Linked DNA regions of Homo sapiens: region 2 is linked to region 1. Evidence: read pairs that join two places in POLR2A ChIA-PET (ENCODE). Cell type or tissue: Panc1. All regions are shown on one strand. Region 1 has its middle 40 kb from the start of MIR7706. Region 2 overlaps PDE8A (phosphodiesterase 8A).

Evidence for each region. ChIA-PET counts read pairs that join two places held together with the same protein. Peaks named below come from ENCODE experiments on the same cell type or tissue, not always from the same donor. Only the 100,000 strongest peaks of a DNase experiment are listed, where the experiment ranks them.
Region 2: POLR2A ChIA-PET joins it to region 1 with 5 read pairs; 2 of 35 experiments call an interaction of 5 or more read pairs at or near these places.

Annotation. Positions count from the first base shown.
Region 1 is chr15:85,338,545-85,342,544 of GRCh38, forward strand. No RefSeq gene overlaps it. Among named protein-coding and RNA genes, the nearest start is that of MIR7706, 40 kb to the right of the region's middle. In Panc1, no CTCF peak of the experiment used is centred here; a DNase peak (open chromatin) is centred at 1,715; H3K27ac peaks cover 1,735 bases.
Region 2 is chr15:84,998,698-85,002,697 of GRCh38, forward strand. The region is part of intron 1 of PDE8A (phosphodiesterase 8A); the gene reads left to right. Among named protein-coding and RNA genes, the nearest start is that of PDE8A, 19 kb to the left of the region's middle. In Panc1, no CTCF peak of the experiment used is centred here; no DNase peak of the experiment used is centred here.

The sequences.
Region 1 (4,000 bases):
GCCACGTTGCAGTGAGCCAAGATCGTGCCATTGCACTCCAGCCTGGGCAACAAGAGCGAAAACTCCCTCTCAAAAAAAAAAAAAAAAAAAAAGCCATGCCCACCTCTGCAGTGCCTACCGGGAATCATACAGGATGAGCCTTTTTCTTGGTCTTAGGATGAGCCTTTTTCTTGGTCTTAGTTCTTCATCACTGTCTTTTTTTTTTTTTTTTTTTGAGATGGAGTCTGGCTCTGTCGTCCGGGCTGGAGTGCAGTGGCACAATCTCGGCTCACTGCAAGCTCCGCCTTCTGAGTTCACGCCATTCTCCTGCCTCAGCCTCCCGAGTACCTAGGGCTACAGGTGCCAGCCATAATGCCCGGCTAATATTTTGTATTTTTAGTAGAGACAGGGTTTCACCGTGTTAGCCAGGATGGTCTCGATCTCCTGACCTTGTGATCCACCCGCCTCGGCCTCCCAAAGTGCTGGGATTACAGGTGTGAGCCACCACATCCCGCCTAGTTCTTAATCACTGTCTTTGACTCCTTCTTTATGCTTCATTTCATCCAGGCCCAAGATTACATCTACAGGAATAAGGATCCACAGGAAGTAGTATAAGAACAGAAACAAGCTTTATGAAACCTGGGATTCAGAGGCTGGAACAAGAGAGGTTAGGTTCAGTTTATTTTGAATGACCAGAAGCTAACTCTTCCACTTTCACCGTCTAATAAGTCTCTGAGTTAGGAAGCCTTTCACTTTCCTATTCTCAAGGGCAAGAGTGAAGGATTCTAGATTATTACTAGAAAGGTGTTGATGGACTGGGCATGGCTCACGCCTGTAATCCCAGCACTTTGGGAGGCCAAAGCGGGCCGATCACTTGAGCCGAGGAATTCAAGACTGACCTGGGCAACATGGTGAAACCTTGTCTCTACTAAAAATACAAAACTAGCTGGGTGTGGTGGTGCATGCCTATCGTCCCAGCTACAGGAGGATCACCTGACCCCAGGAGGTCAAGGCTACAAAGAGCCATGTTCATGCCACTGCACTGTAGCCTATGCTACAAAGTGAGATCCTGTCTCAAAAAGAAAAGGTATTAATGCATCCAGGACTAGCCTTACCAATAAATGTGTGGTGCGTGGATAGGCCAGCTGGTTTAAAGGAACAAGATCAAGGTGGACATCGCTTGATTTCATATGCGTTGCCTTGAACCACCCTTCAGATTAAATACCTACTGTGACCATGGCTCACACCTAGAATCTTTGTACTCTAACTAGACATATTGCCTGTAGTCCTTCCCCGTATTTCCTGGACCCTAAACCCCACTATTTTCCCACACCCTATCCCATGGATGGTGTTCTCACTCAACTTGCCTCCCAAGTGGGACCCTGACACCAATCACAAAACACACTCACACTCCACCACACACACACACACAGACACACACACACACACACACACACACACACACACACACTTCCCTCTTTCCCCTCTGAATCCCTTGTACTGCATCGACAGCTATTTCATTCACTTTGTACCTAAATACTGCCTTATGACAATCTTCTGTTGTTAAATGAAAATTATTTATGAGCTGTTGTGCTCCTTACCTCATCACAAAGCTGTGTCATGATAACCTTCCCGTCCTCCACAACATCAACATAGCATTCCTTGCACATGGCAAGTAATTGATGGATATTTGTGGCTAGTCACCTCTTCATCTGATGAATGACTCTCTGGCTCCTCTGAGTTTGGCCTGTCATCTTCAGAGAGGGTCTGGCAGTCTCTAAAGAGGTAGCTGACACTTGGAAAAAGAAAGAGATGCAACTAACTAAGGCTTTAGGACTCCTGTCATCTGGGGGAGGTGAGGGCCTGGTGGCAGAGCCTCCACAAGAGTAACTCCCTGTTTATCCACTGTGTACCAGGAGGCTACAGAAACAGGAGAAGAAAACAGGAAAGGACATCATCACATACTGTAACTCCAAAATATTTATTTACTCAGACAGGCCTCCTCTCTTATCCTACAGACCAGAAGGGAAGTTCCTCCTCCCTTTGGAAAACAAGACTCCAGAGTGGGAAGAAACCCATGGCCTTGGCACAAAGCTCTGCAAGACGTAAATGTACTCTGTGTAGAAGGCCTTACACACTGAAGGCTGCCCATAAAGGGTGAATGAATGAATGAATGAGAGACAGAGAATTTGTGTGTGTATGTGTGTGTGCCTCTCTGTGTGTGTGTGTGTGTGTGTGTGACAGAGAGATAGAGATTGAGACTGGCAAGTATTCTCTAAATAGATCATAGGTCATAAACTTCCAGCTTGTAGACAAGTTGGATTTCCCTAGAGAACTATAATAATAATGTTAGAAACTGCAAATATTTGTTCTTTTTATGTGCAAGGCAGTTATAAATGCTATACATGCACTAATTGATTTCACTGGCACAGTTTTTTGATGTTGATTCTTTTATTACCTTCATTTTGTAAATGAGAAAATTTAAACACAGAGAGGTTAAGTGACTTCCCCAAGGCCACACAGCTAGTGAGTGGTGAACCTGGGAATATGGTGGGAGAGATGTGGAAATTAAAGTCAGAGAAATTTGGGTTGGAAGCTTGGCCCTATCATCTATTAACTGTGTGACCTTTTGCAAGTTATTTAAATTCCCTGAATCACATTTGCCTCATTGGAAAAATCAAGTTAATTGTATCTACATCATAGGGTTGTTGTGAAAGTTGGATGAGTCTTGGGACTTTGAGTTTCCTGTAGTTGAAGGACTAGTAATTTAGACCAACTCTCCTGCTGAAAATAACTAAGCATGCTGGATAATTCTCTTTTCATATTTGTAAAAGCATCAAATTGCTGACAGGATGGTAAGAAATTCCAGCCTCAAGTCTAAGAGAAAGCAAGAACCCAGAGAAATAAGTGGAACATCAAAGCCACCTTTCCTGTGAAGGCATTTGTCCATCTGAATTCTCCAAGCTGCAAAACTGAGCTGTGGTTCTGATGGACTCTGGAAGCAAGAACACAGAAGTCAAGGCTAGGGATTACCAGGAATTCCACAGTCACCTCCTCAAGTCCGTGTGAAGCAGAAGTAAACTGGCCCCTCCCACAACACCCCATGGGGTGATGGAAAGTGAGGTCTTGGCACCAATCAGAGTCAGGGAGAAAGAAAAGAAAAAAGGCCAGGCACAGTGGCTCACGCCTGTAATCCCAGCACTATGGGAGGCTGAGGCGGGCGGATCACGAGGTCAGGAGATCGAGACCATCCTGGCGAACACGGTGAAACTCCGTCTCTACTAAAAATACAAAAAATTAGCCAGGCAAGGTGGCGCACGCCTGTAGTTCCAGCTACTCGGGAGGCCGAGGCAGCAGAATGGCGTGAACCCGGGAGGCGGAGCTTGCAGTGAGCAGAGATCGTGCCATTGCACTCCAGCCTGGGCGACAGAGCGAGACTCCGTCTCAAAAAAAAAAAAAAAAAGAAAGAAAAGAAAAAACACTGATCTCTAAGAGGTTATAACCATGGGCTAGCATTTTTTCAGATTTGGAGCCCAAGTCTGCATCTGTAGTGTGGTTCAAAAGCTCAAGCTATGTATTTAAAATAGTACTGCATAGAGAGAATGATGAGAAAGCAGGAGAAGAGGCACAGAGATTGGGAGAGCCACTGAGGTAGACACATTTATATACCATGTTCCAGCCGCACTGAAATAATCTCAATCCTTCACATAAACACCCATGCATACGTTCTCATCTTTGTACTGGTTGTTCCTTCCATTATCAACCATATGATCTCTGGAACCAGATGGCACAATTTCATATCCTGACTCTGGGTGACTTTGGGTAAGCCACTTAATCTCTCTCGTCATTTTCCTCATCTGAAAAATCGGGGACAATTACAATACCTCCTTGTGGTTTGCTGAGAGGATCAAATGAGTTAATGTACACAGAAGGCTTAGTAGATTGTCTGGCACATAGGAGGTAATTATAGAGTGACGGTGGTTGTACTGATGATGATGGTGGTGATGATGACGACTTTCTC
Region 2 (4,000 bases), 340 kb before region 1:
CCTTTTTTCTCCCCAAATCATTATGCCCTGTCTTTTTGTTATTCTAGAATTAAGAAATAGGGTCTTAAAAAGCCAAAAACTTCCCATGAGGTGAATTATAGTAAAGGCTTTCCTTGGGATGAAGAAGTCAGGGTTAAAACCTGTGGGCCAGCAGTATTTTCAAAAGGCACAGAACACCTCTATGGAGATAATTGATAGTTGACTATATGAGCAAACATATACTCGTTTTCAATATTGCTAAAAATCAGTTCTTCCATTAGACACTAATCTCTAATGAGATTAGTTTTCAGACACTATGAGTTAGAAATTATTTTAGTGGTTTTCTAGTCTGACTTCTTGAACTCCATAGTAGGTATTCTCTTGTCAATTCTCCCATCTACACAGAGAACTCCAGTTTGGTAAATTTTCCTGATAGGTCACATTCTTTTTTTTTTTTTTTTTGAGACGGAATCTTGCTCTGTCACCTAGGCTGGATTTCAGTGGTGCAATCTTGACTCACTGCAACCTCTGCCTCCTGGGTTCAGGCGATTCTCCTGCCTCAGCCTCCCAAGCAGCTGGGATTATAGGCACCTGCCACCATGCCTAGCTAATTTTTGTATTTTTAGTAGAGATGGGGTTTCACCATGTTGGCCAGGCCTGGTCTTTGAACTCCTGACCTCAGGTGATCTGCCTGCCTCGGCCTCCCAGTGTACTGGGATTACAGGCGTGAGCCACCGCGCCTGGCCCATATTCCTTATTGAACAATAAAATATTCCCTCATTCATTCAGCAAACCTTTGGTGCTTACCATGGGCTAGGAACTGCACTGGACACTTGCTGGTAATGTGATGATGAATAAGACATGGCCTCCCTTTTTTGTTGTTGTTGTTGTTGTTGTTGCTGTTTTTTGTTGTTTTTGAGACGGAGTCTCGCTCTGTCGCCAGGCTGGAGTTCAGTGGTGCAATCTTGGCTCACTGCAACCTCTGCCTCCCGGGTTCAAGCGATTCTCCTTCCTCAGCCTCCTGAGCAGCTAGGACTACTGGCGGGCACCAGTACACCCAGCTAATTTTTTGTATTTTTGGTAGAGACGGGCTTTCACCATGTTAGCCAGGATGGTCTCCATCTCTTGACCTTGTGATTCACCTGCCTCGGCCTCCCAAAGTGCTGGGATTACAGGCATGAGCTACTGCGCCCGGCTGGCCTCCCTTTTAAGATGATAAGCTCACAAGACCACAGGCTTGCCTCTAATTGTGTGTGTTTCCACTGCCCCCTTGATTTTATAAAACCTGTATAGAAATCTAAACATATTGTTGCTGCAATACAGTTAAAAAGAGCGGGGGAATTGAAATCTGAAAACTTGCGTTCAAATTCTGGGCTTTCTCTTTGGCTTTGGTACTTATTTAGCTGTGTGAGCTGGAGCAAATTGAATAACTTGTCTGTGAGCCACGGTTCCTTGTATATAAAATGTGGACATGAGAGAAGGTATAGGAAGATACCTTCTAATCTGTTAATGCACCTTAGAAGTGACAGACTTTTCTTGTTTTTCTTTGCCTATTAACCAGAATTTTGTTTTCTCACCAGTGGGTCACTGGAGAAGGAAGCTGTGTTATAATCCTTTCAGTGCTGCTGAATATACTGATAATGGAAAAATAAACAGGGGTGCACTGGTTTTCTGGCCTGTAAACCAAAAAACAGTTTTCAGTGCCAAAAGCTGTGTTTGTCTTGCAAGGCCAAGAATGTTTCTGCAGTGTAGGACAGCTTCAGATCCCACTGAATCTCTTGGGTAATCACATGGTTTTGGTTTAGGTTCAGTTGTTTATAGGGCTAGCTTTGCTTACTGTGCTCAGTTTCTGCTGTAGTAAAATAATGTAGGCTGGCTGGAGGTGGTCTCTGTTCAGGGTTATTATGAACTGGCCTTGTTCTTCCAGTGTGCAGGCCCTGGCTAATCAGAGAAGTGTACCTGTCCCATAGCTAGGCTCTGGAAAGACCTTCAAGCATGGCATGTGAACTGGGCCCTGGCTCCTCCCCACCAGGTCCATTTGGAGTCAGTGGTTTCTAAATGGTGGCAGTGAGTGCTTTGCTCTGGCCCTCAGCCTTCTTAGCTTTCTTTACCACTGTAGAGCCAGGTAGCTAAAATAATCTGCCCTGTTTTTCTTCCTTATGAGGACATTTTCTGGAATTTTTATCCCACCTTATCCATTCTTCTGAAAAACTTGTCTTCAGACCTCATTTTTCTAACTCCCAGATAACCAGAACCTACATGCAGAGGTCTAGGAGATCTCTACCCTGCAAGCAGAGGTTCAGAAAAGGAGCAGAGTGAGCAAATGCAGATACCATTGTTCTGTTCCCCTGTCTAACACCCCCTGTAACTCCCAGTTGCCAAATTCAGACTCCTTTCTTTGGTCTGTAAAGCCCAGCCTGATGGGTTCCTGCGCCCTCTCCAGCTTCTTCCTGTGCCTCACACACTGAATGCCTCGAGTACTCACATTTCCAGGGACTTGATAACCTCTGGACTTTTGACGGTGCAGTTTCCTTGCCAATGCTCCGCAAGAATTTCTTCCCAATTTAATCAGTGTAATTAACCAAAAAAACCTCGATGAAGGTAGAGCACTAAGAAGGAAGTAGGTAACTGTTAAAAGATTTTATGTCTGGAAAAAATGCCCCCTTTTTTTTGTATTTGCAATATTCCATTACAAAAACAAAAACAAAAAAAGGCAAGACTAAGATATGATAAAGGGTTCCAACTGTCAAAGTCATGCATGCTCAGAGGATGGAGAGGTTCCTGTGGTCTGCTGTAGGACAGTTTTTCCCTCCTGACTGTTTCACTATGGCCTTGAGGACCCAGAGAGTGGAAGAAGGTCACGGAGAATGGATGGATATCCTAGGGACTGGAAGAGCATGGTGGCTGGTACTGGGTATCCTTGTTGAACTCCAGGAGGGATCTGAGGTTGTTGAAGTGGCTTCACCTTGTTGGGCACCTGAAGACGTCATTACAAATCAAAGATCTTCTGGATTTGATGGTGCACTGCTGAGTGTTGGATTATGAGATCACAGTGAGTGTGTGGCACAAACACACTTTCTATGATCAGCTTGATACGTTTCTAGCTGTGACACCTTATTAAAGCGTGGGTCACTAGCCTGGAAATAACTAAGACTGGTATAACAATAAAGCTGTCATGTATTGACTGTTTACTGCATACCAGGCACTGTTCTAAGTACTTTGTGCATGAACTAAGTTAATCTTATGACAATCCAGGGGGCTTGAGGTTACCTTAAAGGTTCACCTTTTCAAAATTCTACCTTTTTTTTTAAGAGATGGGGTCTCGCTATGTTGCCCATGCTGGTCTTGAATTCCTGGCCTCAAGTGATCCTCCTGCATTGGCCTCCTAAAAAACTCCCACACACGTAAAGCAGCTTTTCAGTTTGTGGACACCAGCTTGGGTGCCCTAAAGTTCAATTCAATTCTGACTGGAATTAGTGTAGACCCCCCAGGTTAAGGAGGCTGCCCCCCCAGTTCAGATGCCAATCGAAAGTAGTAGGTCTTTAGGTTGCCCCTAATTGTTGTCTGACTTGGCTACGAATTGGAAGTTCTCATGACCACCCTCTTGGGATTGATGATTTGCTAGACTGGCTCACAGTTTACTTACTAGATTACCAGTTTATTAGGAAGGATATATTTATTAAAGGATACAAATGAACAGACAGACAAAGAGGTGATACACAGGGCTAGGTCTAGAGGGTCCCAAGCACAGGAGCTTCAGTGCCTGTAGAGTTGGGTGCGCCACCCTCTGGCATGTGGATGTGTTCTTGTTCACCAACCTGGATGGTCCCTGAACACATCTTTCTGGATTTTTATGGAGGCTTCATTACATAGGCATGGTTGATTAAATCATCGGCCATTGGTTATCAGCTCAACTCTCAACCCATTTCCTCTCCACTTGATCTTAGCCAAAAGGCCGAGAAGCGATTCCCATTTCCTCTCATCTTTCCTGGGGGAGGTGGGGGAGGTATGCTGAAAATCC